Linked DNA regions of Homo sapiens: region 1 is linked to region 2. Evidence: read pairs that join two places in POLR2A ChIA-PET (ENCODE). Cell type or tissue: HCT116. All regions are shown on one strand. Each heading gives the region's core, and the rest is flanking DNA. Links, peaks and the distances in the headings are about the cores only. Region 1 overlaps ERRFI1-DT (ERRFI1 divergent transcript). Region 2 holds the start of LINC01714 (long intergenic non-protein coding RNA 1714).

The links. Peaks named below come from ENCODE experiments on the same cell type or tissue, not always from the same donor. Only the 100,000 strongest peaks of a DNase experiment are listed, where the experiment ranks them.
Region 1: POLR2A ChIA-PET joins it to region 2 with 32 read pairs; 6 of 35 experiments call an interaction of 5 or more read pairs at or near these places.

Annotation. Positions count from the first base shown.
Region 1 is chr1:8,032,455-8,049,070 of GRCh38, reverse strand. The region is part of intron 2 of ERRFI1-DT (ERRFI1 divergent transcript); the gene reads right to left. Among named protein-coding and RNA genes, the nearest start is that of ERRFI1-DT, 14 kb to the right of the region's middle. RefSeq lists an enhancer at 2,085-3,284 and a silencer at 8,168-8,462. In HCT116, for the core only: no CTCF peak of the experiment used is centred there; a DNase peak (open chromatin) is centred at 8,270; H3K27ac peaks cover 2,500 bases.
Region 2 is chr1:8,192,587-8,209,202 of GRCh38, reverse strand. It overlaps LINC01714 (long intergenic non-protein coding RNA 1714), which reads right to left and starts at 531. Exons shown (of 4, transcript NR_125998.1): 1 at 330-531. It also overlaps the pseudogene EIF2S3P1 and the pseudogene RNU1-7P. In HCT116, for the core only: no CTCF peak of the experiment used is centred there; a DNase peak (open chromatin) is centred at 14,542; H3K4me3 peaks cover 422 bases; H3K27ac peaks cover 2,500 bases.

The DNA of each region.
Region 1 (16,616 bases), core at 6,803-9,302, 150 kb after region 2:
GTAAAGAATAGGACAATAGATTTCAAGTGTACATGCCCCTCTAATAAAAAGTTAACAAATTCTAGAACAGAATCTGATCATATGTGTTGAGCAAGACTACAGTGAAAACAAAACATGAACAAAAATTACCTTGAAGCAGTTAAAACTTACAAACTATTAAACAATATCTAGGCTGGGATAAAATTCAGACCAGTGAATTCACAGTGGAAAAGATAACTATAATACCTCCATTTAGATACTGCTGTATTTTTTTAATTTTTAATTTTTGTGGGTACATAGTAGGTATATATATTTATGGGGTACATGAAAAATTTTGGTACAGGCCTACAGTGTGTAATAATCACATCAGGGTAAATGAGGTATTCATCACCTCAAGCGTTTATCCTTTGTGTTACAAACAATCCAATTATACTCTTTTAGTTATTATTTTTTCTTTTTTGCAGGGAGGGGTTGAGAAGTCTGAAGGTAATGGCATGGGAGGGGGTCTTTAGTTATTTTAAACTGTAGAATTAAATTATTATTGACTGTAGTCACCCTGTTGTGCTATCAAGTACTAGATCTTATTTATCCTTTCTAATTATTTTTGTGCCCATAGATAATGCTGCCTTAAACTTAAAATTATGTCCATTAGGTTCTTGGGTGTGAGAAAAGTACGACTGGGAAATCCGTCATCCCACTGGTAGTGGAGGCTGAGTCTCTGGATTGGTCAGGCTAAGTGTATCCTTGCCAAAGCTCAGGCCCCTTCCTGGTGGAGCAGGGCTTGGCTATTCCATAGCAGCTGTTGCTCTCCTTACGGGAACTTTACATAAGTTCTTTTTTTCTTTTCTTTCTTTTCTTTTTTCCCAAAGTCCCTTTGAGAAATCTCATTGCATCTAAAATTCAGGTCCAAATTTTTATTTCAGCAGCCTCATCAAATTAAAAACTGTGTAAAATCCATTTTTAACAAACGATGGTCCTCGGACTCAAATGAGTTTAAGTGGGTGTTTGGCAGTGTCAGGGATTTCCTGTCTCCTCTGTCTGATGAAATCTCTAGTTATAATATTGTTATGTCACCAAGATTCATTGCTTGCCAAACCTCATCTTAGACATTTATGTGGGTTTTCCCAAATACCCTTCAGCAACTTAAATCCTAGATGTTATTGCCAGCTACCAGGGAAATTAAATAGGGGATACAGGAAATATAAAGTGACTAACAGTTAGCAATTGCACAACTCTTTCTCATGGGCATTTTCCATGGCTGGGAAACAAACTTGAGGGGACAGTGGAACACAGAAAATATTCACAGACATCCTGAAGTTCAGCGTCTACAGACATATGGAGAAATTTCTGGTTCTGTTCCTGGAAGGGCTGAATGTTTTAGTCGTAACTTCTGTGCCTGGGGCTTGTTCAGTTGTATCTAAGTAGTCATGATTAAACACAATTGGAATTGTGTTTTACCAAAGGTCGATGTTTAAAAGTTTTGCAGGTATACAATCACCTTTCTCTCATTAAAAATAATGAATTCATAATCATTTGAAATTAAGAACTATCAAAAGAAACAATTTACACCTTCCTAGTCAAGCGTAACATTCCACAGACATTTGAGATTGTCTGATACCTTCATGAAAAACAGAAAACCTAGGTCATAAATGCTAATTTGTTGTCTACATACAGAATGGAAATAATGTTAAGAGATTACCAAGGGTGGACGTTACTCAGCAATGTGACAAAACTGCTGGAGATGAGAAAGCCTGGGAAGGTTGTGTAATTCTTAGGGAAGTAAAGGACATGAACAATGTCAGCTGTCTGGGACCATATGCTCAAGTACATGAAAACAAAACCACTGAAGGTCAGAAAACCTAACATGAAAACAGAATGCGAACCTGTTGGAAATGGACTGAAACAATCCATTCCACAAAATGGAAAACAGAATATTTTGTCCAGGAGCCCTTACTTCTGGAATCTCCTCTATTTTTATAATAGGAATCAACACCCTTACTGAAAACTTCAATTTTATAATAGGCTTATTTAGTCTTAGATTTTTCTGTGGGTTGAATTTAATCATTAATTTCAATATTAGTATATGAATGTACTCAACACAGGGAAGTCTTAAAAGTTGACAAGATCGATCTCTTTCTCTCTCTCTCTGTGTATGTATCTGCAAAAATGACAAAACTTTTTTTTGTTTGTTTTTTGTTTTTTGTTTCTTGTTTGAGACAGTCTCTGTGTCACCCAGGCTGCAGTGCAATGGCGCGATCTCGGCTCACTGCAACCTTCATCTCCTGGGTTCAAGCAATTCTTTTGCTCAGCCTCCCGAGTAGCTGGGACTACGTGAGTGCGCCACCATACTGCTAATTTTTGTATTTTTAGTAGAAACGGGGTTTCACCATGTTGGCCAGGATAGTCTCAACTCCTGGCCTCAAGTGATCCGCCCACCTCGGCCGCCCAAAGTGCTGGCATTACAGGCATGCGCCACCACGCCCGGCCTAAAACTTTTAAAAAGAGAACTTGTTATTTGTGCAAAATATGCTTATCTAAAATCTGTGACTTATATCCTAGAATAACAAAGCATTTACCTATTTGCCAGAAATTTCGCTAGACAAGAAAACAGTTTGCTCTGTCATCTATTTTTGTAAAGGTTTTTCCTCATTTTAAACTATTTATATTAAGGCATGTAATCGCAAAATAAGTAGCATCTGCTTCTTCTGTCCCCATTCATCCTGCAACTAACCAAAACAAGGGGAAAAACTCAGAATCTATGAAGTCCTGCTTCTGTGAAATGTTCTTTGTAGCCAATAACTCCATCTCAAAACCTAACAAACCATTGAACTCCATATTAGTCCACCCTCCAGAATACACATTAGAGCCAGATGGAAAATCACTGGCTAAATTAAAACACACTAATTGGGCATCAGATTTCTTCTGAAAATGACAAGGTATCGTGTGGGTGTCGGATGTATGACTAAGAGGAAATTCATTCTTTCTGTACAAATAAATCATTCAGATTCACTTTACTAAACTTTCTTTTTTTTTTTTTTTTTGAGACAGAGTTTCGCTCTTATTGCCCAGGCTGGAGTGCAATGGCGCGATCTCAGCTCACCGCAACCTCCGCCTCCCGGGTTCTAGCGATTCTCCTGCCTCAGCCTCCCAAGTAGCTGGGATTATAGGCATGTGCCACTACTCCCAGCTAATTTTCTGTTTTTAGTAGAGACGGAGTTTCTCCATCTTGGTCAGGCTGGTCTTGAACTCCCGACCTCAGGTGATCCGCCTGCCTCGGCCTCCCAAAGTGCTGAGATTACAGGCGTGAGCCACTGCGCCTGGCCTCATTTTACTAAACTTTTTTATTGGCTGCTGGAAAAGATTAAATAGGTTGCGGAAAATTTAACCGTTCAAACATTCAAAAGGCTTATTCAGTGAATGGAAACAAGAATCAGTGTCATCGGACAGCTAAATCATTTCTAGAGAAGATGTGTTCCTTTGCAAAACAATTCTAGAAAATCAAGGACTATATCTGACATATGGATACATATAGATGTTCTCACCTCCGCATGCATACATGCAAAAATTTTTGCAGTCAGAATAATATGCCAAAACTTTTAAAGAACAGATTTTTTTTTTTTTCCTGAGATGGAGTCCCGCTCTGTCGCCCAGGCTGGAGTACAGTGGCGCGATCTCAGCTCACTGCAAGCTCCGCCTCCCGGATTCACGCCATTCTCCTGCCTCAGCCTCCCGAGTAGCTGGGACTACAGGCGCCCGCCACCACACCTGGCTAATTTTTTGTATTTTTAGTAGAGACGGGGTTTCATAGTGTTAGCCAGGATGGTCTTGATCTCCTGACCTCATGATCCGCCTGCCTCAGCCTGCATTAAAGAACAGATCTTAAGACTCTGTTCTAGGCTGGGTGCAGTGGCTCACGCCTGTAATCCCAGCACTTTGGGAGGCTGAGGCAGGTGGATCACCTGAGGTCAGGAGTTTACGACCAGCCTGACTAATATGGTGAAACCCTGCCTCTACTAAATACAAAAAAAAAATAGCCAGGTGTGGTGGCGCATGCCTGCGATCTGAGCTACTTGGACGGCTGAGACAGGAGAATCGCTTGTACCTGGGAGGCAGAGGTTGCAGTGAGCTGAGATCGCGCCATTGCACTCCAGCTTGGGCAACAGAAAGATAAAAAAGGAAAAGACTCTGTTCTAACATTAATTTCTAGTTCACAGCATCACCAAAAACACACTGCATACTTGTATCGTTTTTTAGAGATGGGTGTCTCATTATGTTGCCCTGGCAGGAGTGCAGTGGCTATTCACAGCCTCCATCATGGTGTGCTACAGCCTTGGATTCCCGAGCTCAAGCAATCTTCCCACATCAACCTCACAAGTAGCTGGGACTACAGGTGTACACCACCACGTCCGGCTCTCACACTATACCAAATTAAACTTATGCTTAAAGAAGTCCCATCAATATATGTATTTGGGTTCATGAATTGCAATGAATATGACAGTTTTCTGTTGTAGATTTCATGGTGATTCAATGACTCAACCCTTCAAATTTTGTTCAGAATAGTTGACCTGAACATCACTGATTATGTTTATGTAGGCCTTAGAAGGCTACGTATTTCTCAGCAAGGTGATCAAGGTCAACATCAATGGTGATAAATCATGTTACTGCATTTATCCATGATACGATGTCATGAAAATGGAATTTTACCTTTGTGGTCTTCCTCTCAAAAACTGGTAACTCCGGCCGGGCATAGTGGCTCATGCCTGTAATCCCAGCACTTTGGGAGGCCGAGGTGGGTGGATCACGAGGTCAAGTGATCGAGACCATCCTGGTCAACATGGTGAAACCCTGTCTCTACTAAAAATACAAAAATTAGCTGGGCATGGTGGCACACACCTGTAATCCCAGCTACTCAGGAGGCTGAGGCAGGAGAATCGCTTGAACCCAGGAGGCGGAGTTTGCAGTAAGCCAAGATCCTGCCACTGCACTCCTGCCTGGTGATATCCATAGAAACCCTCCTGGTATGGAATACTTCAACACTGCAAGCAAAATATTTTTTAAATCTTTATAAAGGTATGACTGAACTGACAAAATAGTAAGTGAAATCCTCAGAGGCATGACAGAGAGAGAAAGCATGACACCAACTGGGCAAGAAAATGATGAAGTTGGCATCTTCCCTGAGGGCATCTGCCAATTCCCGATGGCCTAGAGCAGGAGTCAGCAAACTGTGGGCCACATCCAGCTTGTCACACATTGTTGTAAATAAAGTTTTATTGGAACACAACCACTCCTATTAATTTATGTATTGTCTATGGCTGCTTTCATATTACAACCACAGAGATGAGTAGTTGTGAGAGAAACCATATGGCCCACAAAGCCTACAACGTTTACATCTGGCCCCTGACAGAAAAAGTTTGCTGATGCTTAGCCTTGAGTTTTAGTAGGTTGAGTTTGTGGGATTTGGGAGACAAAGCCTGGGACCTAATCGAGTGGGATGCCAAAAGAAAGGCTGCATAAAGTTGGGACCCTAGAAAATGTTTGCCCTGAAGAAGGGGATAGAGGGAATACTTGCTTACTCATGTCTTGGCTGTGATAGAAAGAAAAAAGTTTCCCTGAGAATTCTTCACCAAAAGTTCATCCTTACACAGTAATGAGATATCTGGGCCAGGCGCAGTGGTTCACACCTATAATTCCAGCACTTTGGGAGGCCAAGGCAGGTGGATCACCTAAGGTCAGGAGTTTGAGACCAGCCTGGCCAACACGGTGAAACCCCGTCTCTATTAAAAGTACAAAAAATTGCCCAGGCATGGTGGTGAGCACCTGTAATTCCAGCTACTCAGGAGGCTGAGGCAGGAAAATCGCTTGAACCCAGGAGGCGGAGGTTGCAGTGAGCCAAGATCACGCCACTGCACTCAAGCCTGGGCAACAACAGCAAAACTCGAACTCAAAAAACAGAGAGAGAGAGAGAGAGAGAGAGAGAGAGAGAGAGAGAGAGAGATACCTGTGTGCTGGCCCAAAAAACACTTCTAGCCAAAAATTTAGTTTATTGAAGTGATCTGGCTAAAAGTGGCTCTAGGTGTCTAGCATAAACCAACTCCAATCCTTGACTTCTCACAAATAAAGTCCCAAAGAATATAAGCTTTGAATCAAAAAGCACAAAACGCATGAGGAAACACTGCTGAGAATGACGTTTACTGAAAGTAAAACTAAGCAGAATAAACAAACTGCCTAAGTAAACCCACAAAGACCTCAGATGTTGGAATTATTAGATAACAAATATAAAATATAAGGTTTACTATAAAGGCTACACATGGACATACAGAGGGGAATAATAGACACTGGAGACTCCAAAGATAAGAAGACGAGAGGGGTGGGTGAGGGATAAAAAATTACCTAATGATAATTTTCACTATTTACCTATTGGTACAATATTTTACTCTTCAGGTGATGGGTACACTAAAAGCCCAGACATCACTGTTACACAATATATCCATGTAAGAAAGCTGCTCTTGTACCCCTTAATCTATAAAAATAAAAAATTTTGTTTACAGTAATTAAAGAAATAAAGTATCAGAGAAGGAAAAAATTATCAAAAATAATCAAGATGTATTTGATTATTTTTGATATGTGATTATTTTTAGGTGCATTTGAAAAAAATACATCTAAAAATGACAAATATAATAACTCACATTATAAAGCCAATTGATGTTAAGTAGCAGATATAGCTGAAGAGAGCAATAGCAAACTGGAAAATAGATTTGAAGAAACTATACAAAATGTAGCACAAAAAGAGAAAGAAATAGAAAATACAAAAGAGTTAAAAGACACCAAGGACAGAGTAAAAAGATCTAATACTTATCTAATCAAAGTTATAGCAGGAGAAAAAAGAAAGGGAAAGAAACAACGAAACTCCGTCTCTACTAAAAATATAAAAATTAGCTGGGCGTGGTGGTGGTGCACACTTGTAGTCCCAGCTTCTAGGGAGGCTGAGGCAGGAGAATCACTTGAACCCAGGAGGCAGAGGTTGCAGTGAGCCAAGATCTCGCCACTGCACTCCAGCCTGGTGACAGAGCAAGACTCCATCTCAAAAAAAAACAAAACAAACAAAAAAAAAAAACAGAAGTTTAAATTCTGGACAAAAACATGAAAATTGGGAGGTGGAAGAACATGAAAATTAGGAGGCAGTGATGTGAATTAACATGTTCTTAAGTGTTTCTTGTATTTTTCAGGAGAGTAAAGATACTAGCTTTAGACTTTGCTATGTTAAGCATTTCACAATTTCTAGGTAACCACCAAAAAAGAGAAATAGAGGGTATAACTTCCAAATTGGGAGCATGAGATGAGAAAAAAATGCAACGAGTAAAGAAAAGATGCAAGAAATGAGAAAGAAAAACCCTTAAAATCAAGACAAATAGACAGTTCAAAATAGCATGGTATAAATGATTGAAATTATCAGTAAAATATATCAGTAATCATAATAATTATAAGTGAACTACACTCACCAATGGAAGACAAAGATTTTTTTAATCCAGCTCTGCGCTGTTTATAAAACAGACCAAAAACTTAAGGACACCCAAAGAGTAAAAAGAAAATTTTAGAAAAAAATACACCAAAGTACTAACCAAAAGAAAGCCATTGTGACTCCAGAAATATCAAACAGGCCAGGCGTGGTCTCTCACGCCTATAATCCCATCACTTTGGGAGGCTGAGGCAAGCAGATCACTCAAGACCAGGAGTTTGAGACCAGCCTGGCCAACATGGCAAAACTCTGTCTCTACTAAAAATACAAAAAATTAGCTGGGCATGGTGGCACACACCTGTAATCCCAGATACTCAGATGGCTGAGACACAAGAATCGCTTAAACCCAGGAGGTATAGGTTACAGTGAGCTAAGATCATGCCACTGCAGTCCAGCCTAAGCCACAGAGTGAGACTTTGTCCCAAAACAAAACAAGACAAAACAAAAAAAGAAAGAAAGAAAGTAAAGAAAAGAAGTATCAAACAAAATAGACTTTAATGCAAAAATTATTACTAGAGATAGAGGCTTACTACAAATTAACAAAATGTTGGATTTATCAGACAGATTTAACAATTCTAAACATGTATGCTCTGAATAATATAGCCTCAAAATATCAAAGTAGAAACATCAACAAAACTACTAGGAAAATGGAGTGAGGAAGGATAAACTAACAACAGAGAGAACAAAAGGAAGTTTCCATGATGAGCTACCCAGATCCCCAATGAGTTATGAAAAGCCTTATTCCTCAAGCTCCTGGGAATGCTGCCAGAACATGGCCCTTAGCTGTCAACCCTGTTTGGAGAGTGACTCAGCTGAAGAAAACTGCCTTTTCCAAGCTTACTCTTCCTTCCAAAGGCAAGCCATATCAATGACTGACCAATAAGAGTTAGAGGAAAAAAGGTCCAGCTCTCTTGCCCAAGTTAGGACAACTCCAAAGGGTCAATCCTGTTCCAGAGCTTTGCATGTAGTTAGCTAAGGCCTATGTCGTACATGGATCACAACTTAACTTCTCCCTCTGCCCAATTCTTTTTCCTCACCCTTCCTTCAACACTCTAATAAATGTCCTCCATGTTCATCTCCATCTCAAAGACTGCTTGCCAAGAAGCCAGTCTGCAACAAATATCCAGGAGAGATGCACTGGTAAGAAATTAAAAATATGGGATTAAAGGCCAGGAGAAAAAAAAAAAAGGGACTACAGGCCAGGAGAGAAAATGGGACTACAATTAGATTTTGGTGTAATTTACATAGACATCATAATAAAAGCTCAGGAATAGAATGAGATGACTAAACTAAGGAATAAGTAAAGAAAGCCTCGAAGACGCCAACATCTAAGCATACAAGGAAGAGAAGAATAAATGACCGAGCAGGACTGAGGAGAGGTATCAAAAGGTGTGACGTGTAGTGTTACCGAGGTCAAAGAACAGAAAACTTTAAGAAATTTGTAAGTGAACAGAGTCAAATGCTGTACATAAGAAAATGGCTGTTGTGGACACTTGATGTATGCTGACAATATCCATTTCCTTTTTTTCCTAGTCCATTCTTCAGTCTTACTCTGGGAAGCTATCACCTCCTCTACTCTTAGTCCTCCTCTACTCTTGGTCCTCCTCTGCACTTGAGCCTCAGATGGATTTGATTCTCCCCCCATGGTTCCAAATGAGGTCCCACATTCAGGCTTGGCCAATTGGAACATTGCACTCCCCTGGCCTTCAGTTTCGATTTGTGAGAATCAGGCCCAGGGTTTTTGTTCAAACTATTAAATAAGTTGTTTTTAAAATTTTTAATTAGATGATCCCAGGGTTTGCTGGCAGCCATCATGCCACCAAGGAACCTCAAAATGAAGTCAACACAAACATGGATAAAGCCAAAAGTTAGAGAAAGTCTTGCCCTGCATGATGTCATCTGAACATGTGAACAAAGCAATGTGTGCAGCGACATCCTAGTCTTCTCCAGTACTGATCCACTGAATTCCTTTTTTTATTTATCCAATTTGAGTTGGGTTTCCTGTCACTAAAAAAAAGTCCTAACTGATAACATGAGGATAGATATTCCATACTCAATTTTGTATTCTACTTTTTAAAAAAACTTTTATTTTAGGTTCGGGGTACATGTGCAGGTTTGTGTTATAGGTAAACTTATGTCACAGAAATTTGTTGTACAGATTGTTTTGTCAGCCAGGTACTGTGTTTGACTTTTTTCACTGAACATGATCATGAAAGAATTTGTGGTGGTTAAAAGGAAACTAACTGCCTAGGTTGGAATCTAGTTCCTAGCTGTGTGACTTTGAGCACATGACCTAACCTCACCTTGTAAACTGGGTACAACGATAGGATGTACCTCGTAGGGTTGTTGTGAAAGTTAAGTTAATATATGTCAAGCCTTAGAACAGTATCTAGTTCTTAGTAAATGCCACAAAAGTGTTAGCTATTATTAGGCATTATTCTCAATTACAAAATGTTCATAATCATATTACTCCTAATTATAAAATTCTCATTAGCATATGAATAGTCTGTATTTTACTTGGCCAGTTGTCCTACTACCAGGCCAGTTTTTCACTCTTATGAATAACACCATATTGAACCTCTTTGGGTATAAAGCTTTCTGTATTGTGATTACTTCCTCAGTTTTTTGCTGTTTTTGAGATGGAGTCTCACTCTGTCGCCCAGGCTGAGTGCAGCAGCGGGATCTCTGCTCACTGCAACCTACACCTCCCAGGTTCAAGCGATTCTTGTGCCTCGGCCTCCTGAGTAGGGATTACAGGCACAAGCCATCATGTCCAGCTAATTTTTGTATTTTTAGTAGATATGGGGTTTCACCATGTTGGCCAGGTTGGTTTTGAACTCCTGACCTCAAGTGATTCACCTGCCTCAGCCTCCCAAAGTGCTGGGATTACAGGCGTGAGCCACTGTGCCTGGCCTATTTCCTTAGAGTGCTGGTAAAAATACTGGTTCAAAGAGTTTATTTGATTCTCGAAAAATTTTAAGGAGGTAGAATCTACAGCCTTGGTCTGATGAGGCTTCTTTTCCATTTTTATATCAATTAGGCTGTTTGTATCCACCTGAATTTTCCATCCTATAGTTTAAGCTTATGGCCAAGACAGTCAACAGTGGTGCTGTGTGCTATAAGAGATACAAAAGAAATCATAATCTTCACTAGGATCATATACTCTAATGAGACAGGACAAATGCATATAAAGAATTAAAGAAAACTTCAAATAGAAGCAAAGTTCAAATGACTAGAAATTTTTCTGGATTTTACTTTGAAAAAGTAGAAACCATTAGAAATATATGTAGTAAGATACTCAGTAAATGTTTGTTGAATGAATGTAATGGTTACCATGGATGTCCTGGGGTACCTTCTGATGCCTCAGGATGGTGTGCACTAATAGGAAGTCGATTTTATTATATTTCTAAGTCAGTGAAAACTAAGATTTTGTTACATTTTTTTCCCAGTTTTTATGAATCACAGCTCCCTAAGGTTAATGACTTAATTACACTTATTTTACAAGAGAAAACAACACAGGAATGGTCATGTGTCTTAATTACACACACACGCCTGTTCTAGGAAAAAAAAAAAATCTGGCTGGGCGCGGTGGCTCAAGCCTGTAATCCCAGCACTTTGGGAGGCTGAAGCAGGTGGATCACTTGAAGTCAGGAATTGGAGACCAGCCTGGCCAACATGGTGAAACCCTGTCTCTACTGAAAATACAAACATTAGCCAATTGTGGCAGCGGGCGCTTGTAGTCCCAGCTACTCGGGAGGCTGAGGCATGAGAATCACTTGAACCCAGGCAGCAGAGGTTGCAGTCAGCTGAAATTGCCGCTGCACTCCAGCCTGGGCGACAGAGCAAGGCTCTATCTCAAAAAAAAAAAAAAAAAAAAAAAAAAAAAAAAAAAAAAAAAAAAAAAAAAATCTGACACCTTTAAGATATCAGGCATTTACAGTCATTATTTTTAAAAGTATAATTTGGAAAGAAGATTACTTTAATCCCACAGTCTTAGATGGACTGAGGAAGAGGTCAGAAACAACTCAAAAGAAATTATGGTTCCAGATGCATTGGCAAATTTAATTCAAGGATCAATCAATATTCATCTGACCTTCATAAATGATTTGAAATTTATATCCTTTCTTATAAAAGGAGTATTAAACCCAAAGTCCTGAGTTCTAGTGGTGTCTCCATTAGATATCTGTTGCTTTTGCAATGTTGTTGACTCCAAGAGACAGATCATGGATAGGAACCTGTATTTCCCAAAATAAGACTGCCAGCCAGCCACTGTTTCTGTTAACCTCAGTGGCTGAAGACCAAAGAGCTGAGCCTCTGAGTGAGCTGCCCTTCATCCCTAGAATCCAGGTTACTAACCACAGGGATCTCTGCACAAGCTTTCTTGAGTAGTATGAAACCAGGTTGCCCATCTCTACCCACATTTTCCACAGGACTGCTGAAATGAAGCATTTTGGAAAACTTACTGTGCTTCATATCTCTCTTGCCATTAGGTCTTCAGCTAAGTTATAAGCCCCCCTGTTTATCAGGGGGTACCATCTCCCATACTCCAATGCCCAGCTCCCTCCATCTCCTACTCAGTAAACTACTGCACCATCGTTCACCCAGTTATTTAAGCCAGAAAGCTGGAATCATCATTTATTTTATTTTTCCTTCATTTCTCATGTGCAAGTTACCATTAAGTCCTGTCCATTCTAGATCCAAAATTTATTTATTTTATTTTAATTTTTTGAGACAGGTTCTCACTCCACCACCTAGGTTGAAGTGTAGTGGCATGATCTCCACTCACTGCAGCCTCGACCTTCTAGGCTCAAGTGATCTTCCCACCTCAGCCTCCCAAGTAGCTGGGAGCTGGGACTACAGGCGGGCGCCACCACGCCCAGCTAATTTTTGTATTTTTAGTAGAGACGGGGTTTCACCATGTTGGCCAGGCTGATCTTGAACTCCTGACCTCAAGTGATCCTCCTGCCTCAGCCTCTGAAAGTGCTGGAATTACAGGCGTGAGCCACTGCGCCCGGCCTAAATCCAAAATGTAAACCTAGGATCAGTGTTCGTGGAACCTTTTTGCTCTGCTCCATTCCAAGTACCACAACTCTCCCTCAAGCCATCAGTTCTCACTTAGACACAGGCAATAGCTTCCTACGTGATTTCAGACTGACCTCCTCCAAGTTTCTCCAACACACCAAGTTCTCTCCTATTTTCTGGCCTTTATTCCTGCTGTTTCTGTACCCAAAGTGTACTTTCCCCAGGCTTTCACCTGGACAGCTCCTTCTCACACTTCAGGTCTCGACATGTCATCTCCCCCAAGGTTGCCTTCCCTGTCCACTCAGTCTAAAAACTCATCTCCCGCCACCACCCCATTGCCCTCTGTTTCAGGACTTTCTGAGAGCACACTACTTTTAGAATGACTTACTGTATTAGTTACGGTACTCTAGAGGGACAGAACTCATGGAATATATATATACATATATATATACATATATATATATATATATGGGAGTTTATTAAGTATTAACTCACATCATCACAAGGTCCCACAACAGGCCATCTGCAGGCTGAGGAGCAAGCAGAGCCAGTCCAAGTTCCAAAACTGAAGAACTTGGAGTCCGATGTTCGAGGGCAGGAAGCATCCAGCACGGGAGAAAGACTAAGGCTGGGAGGCTAGGCCAGTCTCTCTTTTCACATGTTTCTGCCTGTTTATATTCTTGCCTTGCTGGCAGCTGATTTGATTGTGCTCACCCAGATTAACGGTGGGTCTGCCTTTCCCAGCCCACTGACTCAAATGTGAATCTCCTTTGGCAACACCCTCACAGACACACCCAGGATCCATACTCTGTATCCTTCAATCCAATCAAGTTGATGCTATTAACCATCACACTTACATATCTGCTAATTATGTATCATATTTCTTCCCCATTAGACTGTAAGTTTCACAGAGGCAAGGGTTAGACCCATTTTGTTCACCAATGCACACTCAGTGAGTGGTAGGACAGTGCCTGGCATGCAGGTGCAGTTTGTCAGTACTGGTTGAATAAATGAGTGAGTGCTTTGAGATTCCTCTTACGAAAGACTTTTGTCTTAGGTAAGACAAGTTTTTCTACTGGGCACACAGGACTTACCATGTGCCATGAATGCAACAAATTCCTACATTCACCACCTCTTCACTGAACGCTTCCCCCACCTGCTTGCTCCTGACTCATACTTTGTTCTATGGGGACCCAGCTTCCCCAGTGGTCTCTCCAGCTGAAGCGGTGCCTTCTCCCTTTCAGATGCTGGAAGGCAAACTCGCTCCAGGACCTCACTAAAATCAACACAGCAGAAGAGGACCCACTAGCTTCTTAAAGAAAACAGTTTAGTGTGACAGTCGTAGGAATGGAGAATTAACAGAAGTACAGAAAATGAACTACATACATTAATTTTACAACCTAATTCAGCCGAGCATGGTGGCTCACACCTGTAATCCCAGCACTTTGGGAGGTCAAGGCGGAAGTATCCCTTGAGCCCAAGAATTCGAGACCAGCCTGGGAGACATGGCAAGATGCCATCTCTACAAAAAAAAAAAAAAAAAAAAGTTTTTTTAAACAGTAGTGGGACATGGTGGCACACCACGTAGGCCACACCTGTGGCCCCAACTACTCTGGAGGCTGAGGCGGGAGGATCGCTAGAGCCCAGGATCAAGGCTGCAGGGAGTGTTTGCACTGCTGCACTCCAGCCTGGGCACAGAGTGAGACTCTGGCTCAAAAAATAAAAATAATAAAAATTAAACCTAATTCACAGCTTTATGGTTCTGTGACATGGCTAAAAATCATTTTCCTACTCAATAATTTTTTTAAAAAAGCAAAATGCAAATATGAATAGTTCAGTAAAACTCAACTAACACTGATACTTTATTTTTTATTTTATTTTTTGAGACAGAGTCTTATTCTGTCACCCAGGCTGGAATGTAATGGAGCGATCTCAGCTCATTGCATCCTCAACCTCCTGGGCTCAAGCAATCCTCCCACCTCAGCCTCCTGAGCAGCTGGGACTACAGGCACGCACCACCATGCCCAGCTCATTTTTGTATTCTTTGTAGACAGAGGGTTTCAACATGTTGCCCAGGCTGGTCTTGAACTCCTGGGCTCAAACAACCCTCCTGCCCTGGCCTCCCACAATGTTGGGATTACAGGCTTGAGCCACAGCGCCCGGCCTTGACACTGATACTTTAATAATTTTACCCAGTTTGTGTTCCTCTACTGGCCTGGTAAATTTGTTTCTTTAATGATTATACCCAAATTTGCATACCTTGGTACACAAATGTTTTACTCTCCTTAAATTGTTCGATAGTTTAACTGTGTTGTTTTGTTCTTTCTAACTTCAATTATGTAAAAGCTTGTTTTAAAATTAAAAAGCAGCTTTTTGTACCTAACATTCTCTGAAAGGCAATGCCTCTCCAAAAATCTGTGCATATTTCTCTCTACATCCCCTTCCTTTTATCCTGTCTGTTTCATAATTCCTGCCAGGGGGCCAGGTGTGGTGGTTCACACCTGTAATCCCAGTACTTTGGGAGACCGAGGTGGGCAGATCACTTGAGGTCAGGAGTTCAAGACCACTCCGGCCAACATGGTGAAACCCCATCTTTACTAAAAATACAAAAATTGGTTGGGCACGGTCGCGGGTGCCTGTAATTCCAGCTACTCAGGAAGCTAAGGCAGAAGAATTGCTTGAACCCAGGAGATGGAGGTTGCAGTGAGCCAAGATGGTCCTACTGCACTCCAACCTGGGCAACAGAGGAAGACTCCATCTACAATAAATAAATAAATAAATTTTTAAAATAAAGTAAAATAAACATAATTACTGCCAAAGACTGGTGCAAATGTCTGTGTCCCCGAGTTAGGAGAATTGATGCCCTAGCCGGAAATGATAACTCAGAACTAAGAAGATGGCCCAGCACTCCCCAGACCCAAGTTCTAAACTTTCTGGTCATACAATGCCTCTGGCAACAAAAGAATCTCTCCAAAATGCAAATGTCAACTTTCGCTGTCCACCGGAACCTTGTTAATGACTACTCTACTTTTAGCAGGAAGTCCAAACTTCTTAACACTTCCGCAGTCAAGTAAAATCTGGCCTCTAGTTAACCTCTCCAGCCTCATTCCTTACCTTCATTTACAGTGAATTTGGCTTCCTCGGACATGTCACATTCTGAACATTTGCTCTTTACCCTCCTAAGAACATCCTTCTTCCTTTGTTGTCCCCCTGTCCACTCTGAATCACCTTTCAATTCTCGCGGTTGGTGTCTATCCTACGTACCCCCATAGCACCCCACAGGCTCCTATCACAGCATGACATCACAGCTTCCTGTGTTCTTACCTATAGCTCCCACTGCACTGCAAGCTCACTAAAGACAGTGATGGAAACTCCTGCATGCTGCTGGATACTAGCATAGGACTGTCACATAGGAGGAGCCATATATATATATGTAATTTTTTTTTAGATGGAGTTTTGCTCTTGTTGCCCAGGTTAGAGTGCAGTGGCGCGATCTCAGCTCACTGCAACCTCCGCCTCCCGGGTTCAAGTGATTCTCCTGCCTCAGTCTCCCGAGTAGCTGGGATTACAGGCGCCCACCACCATTCCCAGCTAACTTTGTATTTTTAGCAGAGATGGGGTTTCGCCATGTTGGTCAGGCTGGTCTTGAACTCCTTACCTCAGGTGATCCACCTGCCTCGGCCTCCCAAAGTCCTGGGATTACAGGCGTGAGCCACCCTGCCCAGCCTCAATAGACATTTATTGATGGATAAATGAATACATGTATGAATGAGCAGTTAGAAATCCCAAGAAGTGTTGGCATTCATTCAGCTTTTACAACATTACTGCATCAAGTCATTGAGTATATCTGTTGTCCTTATACATTCCAGAGAAAATTGTAAAGCTGTTCCTATCAAAAGGTTCTGCAAGGACTTTATGTTAAATAGATTTATGTATAGGCTAAATGTGTTTTTTAAAGGAAACATGTCTATGGATGTTTATGACTATGGGCTTAGAAGTAACTGCTCACAGACTTACGGTTACTTGTGAGCTTGCCTTCAGGAATGCTAAGAAGATTCTCTGTGCCCTTAGCATATCTCCCCTATGGATTGCTGGTGCT
Region 2 (16,616 bases), core at 13,584-16,083:
CCAGTGGGACAAAGGATCTGCTGGCAGGAGGGCACGGACTGTGGGGATCAAGGACAGTTAGGGTTTCAGGGTTGGGACTCAAGCACCCTGCCCCTGGGCACCTGAGTCTGTGAGACTCCCAGAGATGTCTTTGAGAACCCCCCGTCCCAGGGAGCACACCATTCAATCACAAATAAAAACCACTGTGACAGGTGAAGGGAGGAAAGGAAAAAGCTTTTCTCCTGCTTTTGGAACCAGGAGTCCCGTGTTGTCGTGTTGCACGGGACCTGGCAGTGACATCGCTGGCTCTGCCTCTGGCCCCAACACATCCTCCAGTGTGTGTCTCTCACCTGGACGGGCTCTCCAGGCCGATGCGTTGGGATGCTGACTTTTAGAGTTTTGTGTGTGACAAAGCAGAGGACAAGCTTCCCCATCACCCAGAGGCCACTTGGTGGAGGAGCCGGGGAAGCTGCTGGCTTCTCGGGCTTTTGTAGTCATGGGTTGGCCACCGAAGCCCAAGGCCAACTGTCACCTACTCCAAGTCTTGACATCCTCATCTGCAAAAAGCAAAGAGATAACATGATTTTCAAGATGTTTTCTGGCTCTACGAATATCTGACGATTCCGAGTACACGATAAGGCTCATTTTCTGCTTGGGAAAACCCAGTGCTGGAGAGAACACAGGATCCCCCAGCTTCCCAACACCAGCCTAGGGAAATGATGTTCATCTGACAATGAAAATTTCTAGGGCCGGGGTGGTGACTCACACCTAGAATCCCAACACTTTGAGAGGCCGAAGTGGGAGGATCGCTTGAGGCCAGGAGTTCAAGACCAGCCTGGGCAACACAGCGGGACTCCCTCTCTACAAAAAATAAAAATAAGCCAGGCATGATGGTGTGTGCTTGTAGTCCCAGCTACGCAGGAGGCTGAGGTGGGAGCATTGCTTGAGCCCGGGAGGTTGAGGCCACGGTGAGTAGTGATTGTGCCACTACACTGCAGCCTGGGCGACAGAGTAAGACCCTATCTCAAAAAAAAGAGAAAATTTTAGAATTAGTGGCAGTGGAAAACGATGCAAAGGTTCCTATGTTTTGAGGTGCATCCTATAACCCAGATTTATTGTAGGAGAAATTTCATAGCATCTCAGATCCTAGGCTTGGTGGACAATGAGAGGGGAGGTTAATAAATATTCCTTCTGCCTTTGGGAGGGTAGAATAAAGAAGCTGATGTACAAATCAAAAATATTTATAACTAATAAATCCTATCAAAACCCTCACTGTGACAATGGGCCATAATTTTTGTTCTCTTTTAAAACTGCTATTGTCGACCAGCCGCGGTGGCTCACGCCTGTAATCCCAGCACTTTGGGAGGCTGAGGCGGGTGAATCACCTGAGGTCAGGAGTTCAAGACCAGCCTGGCCAACATGGTGAAACCCCGTCTCTACTAAAAATACAAAAATTAGCCGGGCATGGTGGTGGGTGCCTGTAATCCCAGCTCCTTGGGAGGCTGAGGCAGGAGAATCGCTTGAATCCGGGAGGCGGCAGTTGCAGTGAGCAGAGATCGTGCTACTGCACTCCAGCCTGAGTGACAAGAGTGAAATTCCATCTCAAAAACAACAAACAACAAAAAACAAAAAAACAAAAACTGCTATCATTGGGGGATAAATGGAAAACATGAGATGTAATTCATCATGGCGTCCTGCATTAGCTAACATTGTGTTGACGCAGAGCCCACCTCATGCTGACAGCTGCACGAGGTTCACGCACACTGGCTCTTTTTTTTTGAGATGGAGTCTGGCTCTTGTCGCCCAGGCTGGAATGCAGCAGCACAATCTCGGCTCACTGCAGCCTCCACATTCCAGGTTCAAGTGATTCTCCTGTCTCAGCCTCTTGAGTAGCTGGGATTACAGGCACAAAACACCAAGCCCAACTAATTTTTGTATTGTTAGTAGAGATGGGGTTTCACCACGTTGGTCAGGCTGGTCTTGAACTCCTGGGTTCAAGTGGTCTGCCTGCCTCGGCCTCCCAAAGTGCTGGGATTACAGGTGTGAGCCACCGCGCCTGGCCTCACGCACACTGGCTCTTATGTTAACATTCTCCCAGAGACCACGGAAATATGTTTAGAAAAGAAAGTTACAGATTGGCAGCAGAAGTCTCTGCTTCTGGATCATTATGTTAAGTCTAAAGACAACCAGAAAAGAAACGCTGCTCTGTGTCCCCGGTCATTGTAAAAGTCCCCAGCATGGAGCTCGTCAGATGACACTGCAATCCTATGGCCTCCAGGCAAATCCTTTTCTGAACTGAAAATGTGGTCTTTGGCCCCTCAAAACCAACTCACCGAGCCTGGGGAATACGACCCACTTATAATGTCCAAGACCTTCCTCTCATCCCAAGTTTATGACAATTTCCACCCATAATCAAAATTTCCTAAACTTACTTTCTGTTTTTTTGTTTTTTTTCATTTGGTAGAGACAGAGTCTCCTTCTGTTGCCCAGGCTGATATCAAACTCCTGAGCTCAAGGGATCCTCCCACCTCAGCCTTCCAAAGTGCTGGCATTTCAGGCATAAGCTACCGGGCCTAGCCTTACTTCACTTTTCTAAGAAACAGTATTATTACCTCATTAGTCAATAACGCTTATCCGCAGGGGAGGTACCAGGATCACGAAGGTGGTTTCCCAGGGCGAGGCTCATGCCCTGCACTCTGGATATGCTGACCCCGGCCATTTCTCCAAATGTGGGAAACGCAACTGCATCATTTGTGGTAGTTAGGGACTGCAATTCACTCTCTCCCCTGGTTCTAAATAAATCTATATTTTTTAAAAAAAGAATTGATTGGCCGGCCATGGTGGCTCACACCTGTAATCCAGCACTTTGGGAGGCCGAGGCAGGCGGGTCAAAAGGTCAGGAGTTGAGACCAGCCTAGTCAATATGGTGAAACCCCAACTCTACTGAAAACACAAAAAGTAGCCAGGCATGGTGGTGGGTGCCTGTAATCCCAGCTACTCAGGAGGCTGAGGCAGGAGAATCGGCTTGAACCGAATCTGGGTTGCAGTGAGCCCAGATCGCGACACGACAGAGTGAGACTCCATCTAAAAAAAAAAAAAGAATTGATCGGTAGTTTTAAAATTGGGAATATAAACTTAGTAAACACACAGGACCGGAAATGATGTTTAGTTGTGAGATTTCAACATCATGATGCATATTTTCCATATTTAAGACGTCTTATTTGTGTCTTTGGAAAAGGATTCTGATGAAATTGAGGATGTCAACATTTCCCTCTGTTGCCCTCCAATCGGATGAACGATCCTTCATGGTAAGGGTGTGACAGAGGCTGCTTTGTCTCGTTTCATACCAGGACCCAATGCTCTGAGACGACTCACTGGGCCCCACTGGGCAGAACTGTCTTTTAGGGTAGAGAAGAGTTGGGATTTCAGAAATTCTGTTTCAGAATGTCAGCTGGGTGTGGTGGCTCACGCCTGTAATGCCAGCACTTTGGGAGGCTGAGGCTGGCCGATAGCCTGAGCTCAGGAGTTCGCGACCAACCTGGGCAACACAGTAAAATGCACCCCCATCACTACTAAAATACAAAAAAAATTAGCTGGGTTTGGCGGTGTGCACCTGTAATCCCAGCTACTTGGGAGGGCGAGGCAGGAGAATCACTTGAACCCCAGAGGCAGAGGTTGCAGTGAGCTGAGATCACGCCAATACACTCCAGCCTGGGCGACAGGAGTGAGAGTCTGTCTCAAAAAAAAAAAAGTCTGGGCACAGTGGTTCACGTCTGTAATCCCAGCACTTTGGGAGGCCGAGGTGGGTGGATCACGAGGTCAGGAGATTGAGACCATCCTGGCTAACACGGTGAAACCCCGTCTCTACTAAAAATACACAAAATTAGCCGGGCGTGGTGGCGGGCGCCTGTAATCCCAGCTACTCGAAAGGCTGAGGCAGGAGAATCGCTTGAACCCCGGAGGTGGAGGTCGCAGTGAGCTGAGATCACACCACTGCACTCCCGCCTTGGTGGTAGAGTGAGACTCCATGTCAAAAAAAAAAAAAAAAAAAGAAATTAGCCATGAAGATATTTCCTCTTTTAATCTGAGTGTTTGGCCAGAGGTCCAAGATACCTTGACAGGAAGACAGAAGACAGAAGCTTCGACTTCAGCCCTCAGGAATTTTCTCTAATTGTACAGTAGGTGCAGGAATCTGGGGGCAAATATTTGTTGGAGAGCAAGAAGCCACTTTCTTCTCATCAAAGATGTGATTGGAAAAGATCCCAGGGTTTGCTTGTTGAGAAGGAGCTAGCCAATTCTGGGATCAAAACTTCTTCCACTTTTCCCATATTCACACATTGTGGAAAAATAACTAAACCTTTGTGTCTATTGGTTTTCCCAAGTGCAAGATCATAAAAATTATTTTAACCCATTTTATAGAACCGTTGCAAGGAAAACATCACCATGAGAACCACGTGAGAAGCTCTTTACTCTTAGCTGAAAGTTTCACCAATCCTTAAGATTGCCAGGCCCCAGGGGAAGCTGTTGTGTAAAGTTTCAGCCTCCAGGCCAATCACCTGAATAGGATCTACTATCAGAGCATTCGTAAATGTCATATTTGGGGGCTCTTGTGAAATAAAAGCGAGAGGAAACCAGACCAGTGTGTCTTCATGCCAGAGCCAGAACTTTCTATAGGGTGGGGCTGAATGAGGAAGCCAAATACTTCTGTCCCCTTCCTTGGCTCACATCAGAAAGTATTTTTATTTGGTTACATACACATTTTCTTTCTTCCCTTGGTCATGAATCAGAACATTTTATAGCTAAGAGGAGTTTTAGGGATATTCTAGTTGCTTCTCATTTTACAGACAGAGCAGGTCCTGGAGCCTAGTGGTACCCTTGTTTCCTGACTCAGACGCTGGTTCAAAGAGTCGCTGAGGCCAGGCCTGGTGGCTCATGCCTGTAATCCCAGCACTTTGGGAGGCCGAGGTGGGCGGATCACCTGAGGTCAGGAGTTCGAGACCAGCCTGGTCAATATGGCGAAACCCCGTCTCTACTAAAAATACAAAAATTAGCCAAGTGTTGTAGCGCATGCCTGTAATCCCAGCTACTCAGGAGACTGAGACAGGAGAATGGCTTGAACCTGGGAGGCAGAGGTTGCAGTGAGCCGAGATCACACCACTGCACTGTAGCCTGGGCAAGAGTGAGACCCTGTCTCAAAAAACTAAACAAAACAAAACAAAGAACAAAGAGTCACTGAGCTCAACCGAAGGGCAGTCCTGAACCTCTCTGATAGTCCTTGCACACGGTACCCTCCACAGGGCATGGTGGTACAGAAGAGCTTTCCTCCTTGCACTTTGTTGAACTGTCTCTTTTTGCAGGAGGCACCTGGCTCGCCCAGGTTCAGCCCCAGGGACTGAATGCCAACAGGCTGAGCTCAGGAAGGGACCTTCAGTCTGTGGCAAAGGTGGGAAGACAACCATGATTGATAGAGTCCAGCCGCGCGCACAGCGATTTCACATTATCGCATCGCCATCTTCACGGCAATCTTTGGAAGGAGGCATCTTCTTCCCATCCTCAACCAAGGCAAATGCAGCTGAGAAGCGTGAGCAGCTCCCCAGATGTATCCAGGCTTCAAGGCCAGATTCTGAGGGTCTAGGTCCTGCCCCTCCCCTGAGGTGGTATCAGAGAAACTGCAGTCCTGGGCAGGTGACCAAGGCAAGAACTCAGCCCAGGGAGAAATCTGGGACAGATTCCTGAAACTGGAGGAGAAGTCGGAGACTCACTTGAATGAACTAAGCAAAAAGCCAACTCGTAGACCTGGGGTGCAAGGGGGTGCGGAGCTAACTGCATGCTGAGCCCAGGAGTGGCGGGCCCCAAACTCCCTGGTTCCACCTGCGCCTGCGGCGGGACGGGATGTGTGCCAGGCACCCCCAGGCTTCCTTTCAGAGAGTTCAAGCCTAGCCTCTGTTACTCGTTGACTGATGTTCCCTGTCTAAAAGCCTTCTTGACTTCTAACCCCACATTTTGGGCTGAGTCAGCTGCCTTCTAAACTCCTTTTAGCACAGAACAGCTGGTCACTGTGCCCGGTCAGCTGATGAGAGGATCAACTTCACTGGTGGTCAAGGTAGGAGCAAGGCCACTAGGCCACCTGGGGCTGAGTCCTGCCTCCCTAGAATACCAGCCCTGTGACCTGGGCGGGTTACTAAACTTCTTTGTGCCTCAGTTTCCTCATCTGTAAGACGAGGGTAATAATAGGCAATAATAGTTCCTGTCTCATAGGGTTGTTTGTAGGTTAAATGTGTTAGTTCACGTAAAAGTACCTAAAACAGTGTCTGGCACAGAGGACACGCTCAAGAATGGCTATTTACCTTTCATCTCCGCACACACCTGTCAAAGCACAGGGCAGAGCACCCTTGACAGGACCTCACCAGGACCTTATGCAGGCAGGGGACACGCTGTCTTCTGAGTCAGGTCTTTCCATTTTTGGATGGCTCTGACTAAGAGAATTCCTCCTGTGTTCCGCCAAAATCCACCTCCCACTCATTGGTCCCAGCTCTGCCAGAAGGCAAATGTCAAAAAAATAATCTTGAAAGAGAAGACATAGAATGTAAATAATAACGATAGAATCGGGTTGAGGAATGGCAGCCACCCCTGCAGCAGCTCCTCTGACGGCTCTCAGCCCAGTGCCGAGCCCAGGCTGCAAAGACCTTTGAGTTCCATTTGAAAAATACCAAGCTCTTACTTCTCTGCTTCCTTTAGAAATGCATAAAACAGCTTCTCTCACCGTTCTTTTCATACATGCTGCCAGACTGGTATGAGATTGGGGGAAAAGTCACTCCGCTTGTGCAAAGGTGACCTCGCCTGGCTCACTACGTGCCATCCAGCCTGTAATCACTGCGCATGGAGGCGGGGTGGGGGGTGCTGGCCAGGCGCACATCCCGCCTCCTGTCTACAGAGCCTTTCTGACGTCACATGTAAATTCACAACCCGTGAGTCCCTTTCCTGCTGTCCCCGGCATGGTTATTCAACACTGGGGCATACTCTGTGTTATAAGAAAAATGCAGAGAACAAGATGGATTTGATAGCTTAGCTCTTTGAATATTTCAAGTCTATATCAATTAAAACTTAGGCCTCCTGCGTCAGCTGCTTGGGGCCAGGAAGGAGTGAATGGGTCCCACGGCACTCAGGTGCAAGAATTGTCGCATTATGCTTCTAAATCAAAGGTCATCTGGCTTTGGTGTCCTGCAGGACAAGGTGGGAGGCAATGTCAGCCACTATAAGGTAGCTTTGTCCCTCCAACTCTTCATCCGAGAGACTGGAACAGAGGAAGGGGTCTCGTTTCTAGGGTACAGCAGCCACCTCCCTTTCCCTGGCCTCTCAGCTGAGCACTGCGTCGTCGTGGGCCCTGGGGGTCCCAGAGCCTCTCCAGAGTTCTCCAAGGACTTGGCCCCAGAAGACCCAGACGTCCCCCTCAAAGTCAAGCAGGCTTACAAGTGTCTGCAGCCCTCACCCTTCCCAGCAAGGGTGCTATGTGCAGTGGGGCCCTCGTTCCTTTCCCGGTGTCCCCTCCCCAAACCCCTGAACACAAGCTCTCAGCCAGACCTGCCCTCTGCCACCTCGCCAGGGGCAGTCCCATTAATCTTCCGCCAGAGGCCTAAAATAAAAAAGCTTCTTACCTCCTGACCCCAAGGGGTATGCATAAGAAGCTGAGACCTTTCAAAATCACCTCTGAGGGAGAGGGAGGGATGGGGAGAGGAAAGGCTCTGCATTTCTCAGAGGCCTGGGCAGGGCAGGACCACAGGAAAGAAACAAACACCCAGGATTCTGCTCAGGGATTCTCTGTACCCTCATCCAGTGACTGCATTCCATTCAAATTAGCGAAGCCTGTCAAGACTCTCGGAAGTCCATGTTATTATTCCACCTTTGGGTCCCGGTGACAATCAAGATTACCCTGGGCCGGGCACAGTGGCTCATACCTGTAGTCTCAACACTTTAGGAGACTGAGGTAGGAGGATTGCTTGAGCTCAGGAGTTCAAGACCAGCCTGGGTAACATGGCAAAACTCCTATCTCTACTAAAGATGCAAAAAATGAGCCGGGTCAGGTGGTGCGCACCTGTGGTCCAAGCTACTCGGGAGGCTGAGATGGGAGGATCGCTTGAGCCTGGGAGGTGGAGGTTGCAGTGAGCAGAGATGGTGCCACTGCACTCCATTTGGGGCAACATACTGAGACCCCAACTCAGGAAAAAAAAAAAAAGTTTACCCTGAGCATAACTTCCAGGCAGGCTGGTTCCAGGGGATCGAGCGACATCCCATGAAGTCAGCACTCCTGACCCCGGGGGACAGCCAGGCCCATCACCCCCGACACTCCGTCCTCTGTAATATTGGGCCGAGGCAGGTCAGCCTCGGTTCCTCACAGCTCAGAAAGAAAAAACCAGTTTGGTTGACACATTTTGTGCTTCCTGCATTTTAAATGTTAGCTAGTGCCTATGTGACATCCTCCTCCCTGTCCTTCATTCCTTGACATCAGGCAACTGAAAGAACTGGAGTCCCCCACGGGCTCCCGATCACCAGGGTGGCCTGGCCTGTCCTCCAGGAACCCCTGTTGCCTGACTCTGCAAACCCCTACCTCCTGGGGCCTCTGGGCGCAGCAGGGTCATGCTCACCTTCCCGCTCCTCTGGCCCCTTTGCTCCAGGGCCCTTTCTCCTCCCCACTCCCCGCAGGCACACATCCAAAGGTTCTGACCTTGGCCCTCCTTCCCTGGGTCGTCACCGCTCTTAGTTTACTGAGGGCCTGAACTCCCTCCTAAATCAACAAGGGATGCTGACTTACCATGTGGAAGGCCATCCTGGGTACCCGACCCTCTCTCCACCACAGAGCCCTTTCCAACCTGTCCCAGCTGCATGTTCACCAAGCTCCTGCCGGGGACCCCTCCAGACACCCTCTCCATTCCCAAGTCACGGAAGGCTCCGGGGAGACGCAGGGCCCGGCCCTCCCACCATCATAGACTCAAGCTGCTGGTGTTGGCCAATCTTTTTATTCACCTTCCATTTTCCGCCTAGCAAAATCCCCCAGCTCCTATTATGGGTGGTCTTCTGCTTGGCTTCCGAGGCTGCTGCCCACTGTCTTCCCCAGAAAACTATGCACAGGACCCAGCAATGGAGCCCTCGTTCAGCATGGGCCCTGAGCCTGCTCCATTCAGCTCAACATATTGCTGCTTCTCCATTGTCTCTTCTAACTTCCAGTCTGGGGAAGGCCAAGATCACTTCCTCTCCCACAGGCTCTGCCCTCCACTTTCTCAGACCCTTTGCTTTTTTTTGTTGTTGTTTTTTTGAGACCAAGTTTCACTCTTGTTGCCCAGGCTGGAGTGCAATGGCACGATCTTGGCTCACTGCAACCTCCGCCTCCTGGGTTCAATCGATTCTCCTGCCTCAACCTCCCAAGTAGCTGGGATTTCAGGCATGTGCCACCCACACCCAGCTAATTTTGTATTTTTAGTAGAGGGGGAGTTTCACCATGTTGGTCAGGCTGGTCTCGAACTCCTGACCTCAGGTGATCCACCCGCCTCAGCCTCCCAAAGTACTGAGATTACAGGCGTGAGCCACCGTGCCCAGCCAGACCCTTTGCTTAATCTCAGCTCGGCCACTGATGACCTGTGTGGCCTCAGTCTCTTTGAGCCTGAGATTCCGCACCTGCAAAGGGGGAACATCCCACAATAAGGACAGAAATCATCACGCAAAGTGTGCAGCACTGAGCCTTGTGCAGAGAAGTGTTTAATCCATGGGAGCTGTCATGATGATTGTGATGGTGACGAACTTGCCCTGATAACCTGTGGATCAATCCAGAAGGTCTCTCCTTTCCCTCCGTGACATGGACACATGCAGGCAGGCAGAGTGTGGCTATGCCAGTCGTGGCACGGCCCGCACTCCAACACCTTTATATGCATGAGATCAAGTTGAGGTGCTTCCATCTCCTGCGGTTGAAAACGCGTTCTTCCTGTAATCCCAGCACTTTGGGAGGCCGAGGCGGGCGAATCATGAGGTCAGAAGATTGAGACCATCCTGGCTAACATGGTGAAATCCCGTCTCTACTAAAAATACAAAAAATTAGCTGGGCGTGGTGGCAGGCGCCTGTAGTCCCAGCTACTCGGGAGGCTGAGGCAGGAGAATGGCATGAAGCCAGGAGGTGGAGCTTGCAGTGAGCCGAGATCGTGCCACTACACTACACTACAGTCTGGGCGACAGTGTGAGACTCCGTCTCAAAAAAAAAAAAAAAAAGGAAACGCATTCTTTCCTCTTTTGTGTCCACAAACTCCCTATTACTTGACTCTTCCAATTGTTCATGGTGTGCAGAATGGCGGGGCTTGGTAAGATGATGGCCCCAGCTCTAAATGCTCTGCCCGTCTTCCCCACGCTTGTTTCTGTGCCCTCCCACTGCTGAAGAGATTGCTGGGGTTTCCTTGAGTATCTACTGTGTGCCAGGCACTATGCTAGATGGTGAGGATGAATATGAAGGAGGAGGAAGAGGAAGAAGGAGGAGAAGGGGAGGAGGAAAGTGGGGGAGAGGGCTCTTGGTTACTAAGCACTTTCGTTTTTTTTAAAGATGGAGTCTCACTCTTGTCACCCAGGCTGGAGCGCAGTGGTGTGATCTAGGCTCACTGCAACCTCGCCCCCTGAGTTCAAGCAATTCTCCTGCCTCACCTTCCCAAGTAGCTGGGACTACAGGTGCATGCCACCACGCCTGGCTAATTTTTATATTTTTAGAAGAGACAGGGTTTTGACATGTTGGCCAGGCTATTCTCGAACTCCTGATCTCAAGTTATCCACCCACCTCAGCCTCCCAAAGTGCTGGGATTACAGGTGTGAGCCACCGTGCCGGGCCTACTGAGCACTTTCTATGTGCCCGGCACTGTCCTGAGTGCTTTACACATAAGGACTCATTGGATTCTCATAACAGACCCGTTTGCCTCTCAGAAAACTCCAGATGGGGTGCAGCCACCATCCTCATTTTACAGCTGCACAAAAGGGCTAAGTTGCCCAAGGTCACGCAGCTCATGAGCAGAGAGGCCGATGGTGATCCCAGTGTCCCCCCTGCAGGGTCTGGATGCCCAGTCCCTGCAGTGGCAACGAGGCACACCCTGACCCTGGGGATCACTTTTCGTGGAGAGGACAGGACAGACCAGGATGTGGACACGTGCTTTGAAGTTACAGAGCCAGGCACTGTGAGACCGCATCTCCGCCCCCGTAAGGATGAGCAGGTGGGGAGCTGCGGTTAGACTCGGACCTGGGAGATAAGAAGGCGCCTGTACAAGGTGTGGGCGGAGGAGCTTCGGGTGAAGAGGGGTGCATGACTCAGCACTCGGCCATCCTGGATCAGGGCCCAGGCCCGCCAGGAAAGCTGCAGGGACGGGTGATGAAATTCAAGTGTGGATTGTGGGCTGGATAAGGGCATTCTGTTTATGTTGGATTTCCTGATTTTGATCATTATACTGCATGTATAAGAGAGTATCTTTTTTTTCTTTTTTCTTTTTTTGACAGCGTTTCACTCTGTAGCCCAGGCTGGAGTGCTCAACTCACTGCAACCTCCACCTCCCCAGCTAAAGTGATCCTCCCACTTCAGCCTCCCGAGTCATGGGACCACAGGCACGTGCCACCACACCCAGCTCATTTTTCTGTATTTTTGTAGAGATGGGGTCTCGCCATGTTGCCCAGCCTGGTCTTGAACTCCTGGCCTCAAGCAATTCTCCTGCCTCAGTATTGGGAATTACAAGCATGAGCCACAACACCCAGCTGAGAAAATATATATAAATATATATATATTTTAATAAAAAATATTTTCTTTCTTTAGAGAGCAAAAAATCATCAGCTGAGAATATCTTAATTCTTAGGAAATATACACTGAAGTCTCGAGGGCCACAGAGCCTTCAAATCCCTCTCAAATGATGCAGAAAAGATACGAAAAGAGAAAGAAAAAGAGAGTGGCCAGACGCAGTGGCTCATGCCTATAATCCCAGTCAGGTGTGGTGGTGTGCACCTGTAGTCTCATCTACTTGGGTGGCTGAGGTGGGAGGATTGCTTTAGCCCAGGAGGCAGAGGTTGCAGTGAGCCATGATCTGCCACGGCACTCCAGCCTGGGGGATAGAGCCAGACCTTGTCTCAAAAACAAAAAAAAAAAAAGGAAAGAAAGAAAGAGCTCCCTCCTCCCCCTCCTGCTCTCCTTCTTCCTTTCTTCTTCCTCTCTCTCATCTTCATGTTACTCCTCCTCCTCTTTCTTCATCTTTTTTTTTTTTTGGAGACAGGGTCTTGCTCTATCGCCCTGGTTGAAGTGCTGTGGCGGGTCATGGCTCACTGCAGCCTTGACCTCCCAGACCCAAGCAATCCTCCCAACTCAGCCTCCAGAGTAGTTGGGACCCCAGGTGTGCACCTATGCTCGGCTAATTTATTTATTATTTGTAGAGACCGAGTCTTCCTATGTTGCCCAGGCTGGTCTCGAACTCTTTTGCTCAAGTGATCCTCTGGTCCTGGCCTCCCCAAAAGTGCTGGGATTACAAGCGTGAGCCACCGCACCCCGTCTCCTTCTTCAATTTTGTCTAACACCTTGCCTGGCATATAGTAGATACTCAATAAAATCTCTGTTGGATGACTGAGTTTAGGCTGAGGGAGAGGGAGAAGAGGGAGGCAGGGAAGCAGGAATGTCTGGGTCCTTCTTAGGCTCTCATTTGAGTGTCCTCATCCATTCTCCTGATGTTAACTTTTCACTGCCAGAATGGTGACTCCTAAATCCACACCTCCAGCTTGGCCATGCCAAACCTATATTTAGGATTACTTGGCAGAGGGCACGTCCTTCATACCCCACCATTATCAGTGGGTTCAGTGTCCCAAACTTACCCTTCCTCTTTCTTCCTAGCCAACCCTATTTTGCCCAGGTCCCTCACCATTCCTGCAGGCTCCCAGAAACCTCTAGAAACTGGAATTCCTGCAGTGGCCTCCTGCGCGGGCAATGTGACCCCCCCATCCACGGTCCTTAGATTCGTGGACATTTACAGCCAGTCTGATTTTCCTGTGACACGCTGCTCTCCTGCTACTTAAGAATATATTCCCATTCATCGTTCTCTCCTTTCTGATTCTTTCTCACAAGTCTTTTTCTTTATTTTATTTATTTGCTTATTTTTTATTTTTTATTTTATTTTATTTTTTTTGAGACAGAGTCTCTCTCTGTCACTCAGGCTGGAGTGCAGTGGCGTTATCTCTGCTCACTGCAACTTCCGCCTCCTGGATTCAAGCAATTCTCCTGCCTCAGCCTCAAGAATAGCTGGGACTATAGGAGCACGCCACCACGCCCGGCTAATTTTTGTATTTTTAGTAGAGACCAACATTTCACCATGTTGGTCAGGCTGGCCTCAAACTCCTGATCTCGTGATCCACCCATCTCGGCCTCCCAAAGTGCTAGGATTACACGCGTGAGCCACCGCGCCCGGCCTATTTATTTGTTTATTTATTTATTTATTGAAATGGAGTCTCGCTCTGGAGTGCAGTGGTGAGATCTTGACTCACTGCAACCTCCATCTCTCAGGTTCAAGTGATTCTCCTGCCTTAGCCTCCCAAGTAGCTGGGATTATAGGTGTGTGCCACCATGCCCAGCTAATTTTTGTATTTTTAGTAGAGATGGGGTTTCACCATGTTGGCCAGCCTGGTCTTGAACTTTTGACCTCGGTGATCCACCCGCCTTGGCCTCCCAATGTGCTGGGATTACAGGCGTGAGCCACCGCACCCAGCTTTGATTTTTGTATTTTTAGTAGAGACGGGGTTTCACCATATTGGCCAGGCTGGTCTCGAACTCCTGACCTCTAGTGATCTGCCCGCCTCACCCTATCAAAGTGCTGGGATTACAAGCAGAGCCACTGAGCTCAAGTCCCTTTCTTCTCTTCTAGCTGTATCAAAGTCCTTGGAGGCAGGCACGAATCCTGTCCTGGGTCCCTCTGGATCCCCCATGGTGCCTTACACATGGTTGGATACAGATATGTAGCAGCAGGAGTTCAATTGATACCTAATCGATTCACTGGTTTTTCCTGATTTCTGAGTAATTCAGTTATACCAAAAGAAATCCTCATGCTTACCTTATGTTGACATTAGATGGGAATAAAAGGACAGGATTGGGACCCTAAGCTATTTAGGGTTCCTCCTCGGACGTGCCCTGAGGGCAGAGGCAACAGCCTTTATGTTCACCCAGGAAGCTCTCTGAACCCGAGGTACTCAAGGCTCATTCTGGGTGGTCCTGTATTTTAATGTTTCCCAAAGAAAGGGTTCTAAAAAGGATGACATTGCTTTTGGAATATACATTTATTTCTGCAAATGTTCCAAAACTCCAGCCTGGTTTAAAGCATACTCCCTTGTTGTATTCCTACTTCCCAGCCCAAGACACGCATTTTTGATATCATAGCAAACAGTGATAGATTCTATTTCTAGTTGCTTTAAAAACAAGTCTCATGGCCGAGTCACTGTTCAAACAAGGAAGGGCGGGGTGAATAAGCTTCCTTATGTCATCTTGAGTAAGGTCATCGTCGCTAAATGTCTCACAGCCCCCAATCCCATATATTTAATTCCCTCTCTTGATATTTCATCATTTAAGCCCCTGAAGGAGAGAATGATGTAACGCCCAACACACGCCAGAGTCGCCTTTTGGAGAAGCAGCACCAAGCATGGGCAGAATGCTGTAGCCAAGTTTGCTTAGGCAAATATTCAGGTATCTGTTGTCGTTCGAGTTTCCATCTGAGATGCAGGTTCCTAAACAGGTTTCATGGAGGTTTGGATCTCTCTCTTCCATCTATTTGAAGTTTTGAACTTAAAAGCACTCTTCGAGCCCACACAAGATGTACGTGCTAGAGCCTCTCTGTCATCAGGGGATAGGTACCAAAGCATTTATATCCTCCCAGAACCACAATAATATTATCCAGGACCACTCACTGTCAGCAGACTTTAAAAAACTATAATGTAAACTTCCTGTTGTGATTTTAACCAGTTTCCTCTTGTCTGATTCTCAGGGGAGATGGTAAACAGTTCATCTGAGCTTTCTGAACAATGGTTTAGCCTCTCTATAGGAACGTAACATGGCCGACCCTTCTATAGGCCATCTGCGTTGAGTTGTTTGTCCAGGTGCAATGCATTTTTCTTGTTAATTCACAAGTTCTTCTCTGGTCCCTTTCGAAATCAGGACATCTACTGGCAACTCACGGATCCAGGGGAGAGAAAAGTGTCTTGGTCCTAGAGGGGTGTTCAAACTATGATTTATGATCAGCTTTGCCTTTCCCATCAATCACTGTGCAAACTTGGGAATGTGAGCAAGGAGGGAAGTATATCACTACAGACAGCTTTCCAGTACGGTGAGATTTTTGAGTTATAAAATATAAACTAAGAACAGTGACATCATGTTACATACCATAAATAGTCAACATTAACTTTATTTTTCAGTTTATTTATTTATTTATTTATTTATTTTATTTATTTTTTCAAGACAGGTCTCACTCTGTCACCCAGGCTGGAGTGCAGTGGCACGATCTCAGCTCACTGCAACCTCCACCTCCCAGGTTCAAGTGATTCTCCTGCCTCAGCCTTCTGAGCAGCTGGGACCACAGGCACACACAACCACGCCTGGCTAATTTTTGTATTTTTAGTAGAGATGGAGTTTCACCATGTTGGCCAGGATGGTCTCAAACTCCTGACCTCAGGCGATCCGCCCACCTCAGCCTCCCAAAGTGTTGCGATTACAGGGGTGAGCCACCTTGCCCAGGCTCCAGATTTTTTTTTTTTTTTAATAAGAAGAAAAACTTTATTTCAAACAGGCTCACTGGTGTTTATGCTACAGCAAAGGCTGGTTGTAACAGGCAGTTTCATTACAAACTTGCACTGATTGACAAATGTGAAACTATTTAGCAATGATCGATTTCTGCTCAAGTGTAGATTAAATCTACCAGTATGTCAACTTTGACATTTATTATGGACCTTACTATTTACTAGTAGAGGTTAATTTTTTTTTTTTTTTTGACAGTCTTACTCTGTTGCCCAAGCTGGAGTGCAATGGCACGATCTCAGCTCATTGCAACCTCTGCCTCCCAGGTTCAAGTGATTCTCCTGCCTCAGCCTCCCTAATAGCTGGGATTACAGGCGCCTCCATGCCTGGCTAAGTTTTGTAGTTTTAATAAAGATGGGGTTTCACCATGTTGGTCAGGCTGGTCTCGAACTCCTGACCTCAGGTGATCCACTTGCTTTGGCCTCCCAAAGTGCTGGGATTACAGGCGTGAGCCACCACACCCAGCAGAGGTTAAATTTTTATCACAAAATATGAGAATAACCTAACAGTTTCTACTAAAGTAATGAGCTGTGAAATTTATTCCCCATTATTGCTTTGAAAATATACCCCTAGGTTGATAAGAAAAATTCTGACGTCAACCCAATATATTATTTAACTGACCATCAGCTTGATGGTCAGTCCTCTTCTAGCTGACTTGAACCAATGAAACGCCCGTGTTTCTCAACCCTTTGGCTAAAAGCAATATTTTCTTCTACTTCTGTGTACACAGAATTAGTGAGAACTATTTTACCCACATCAGCCTTGACTGCACTAACTCTTTCTTCTGTGGATAGAGATCCTATGTTCCGTGTGA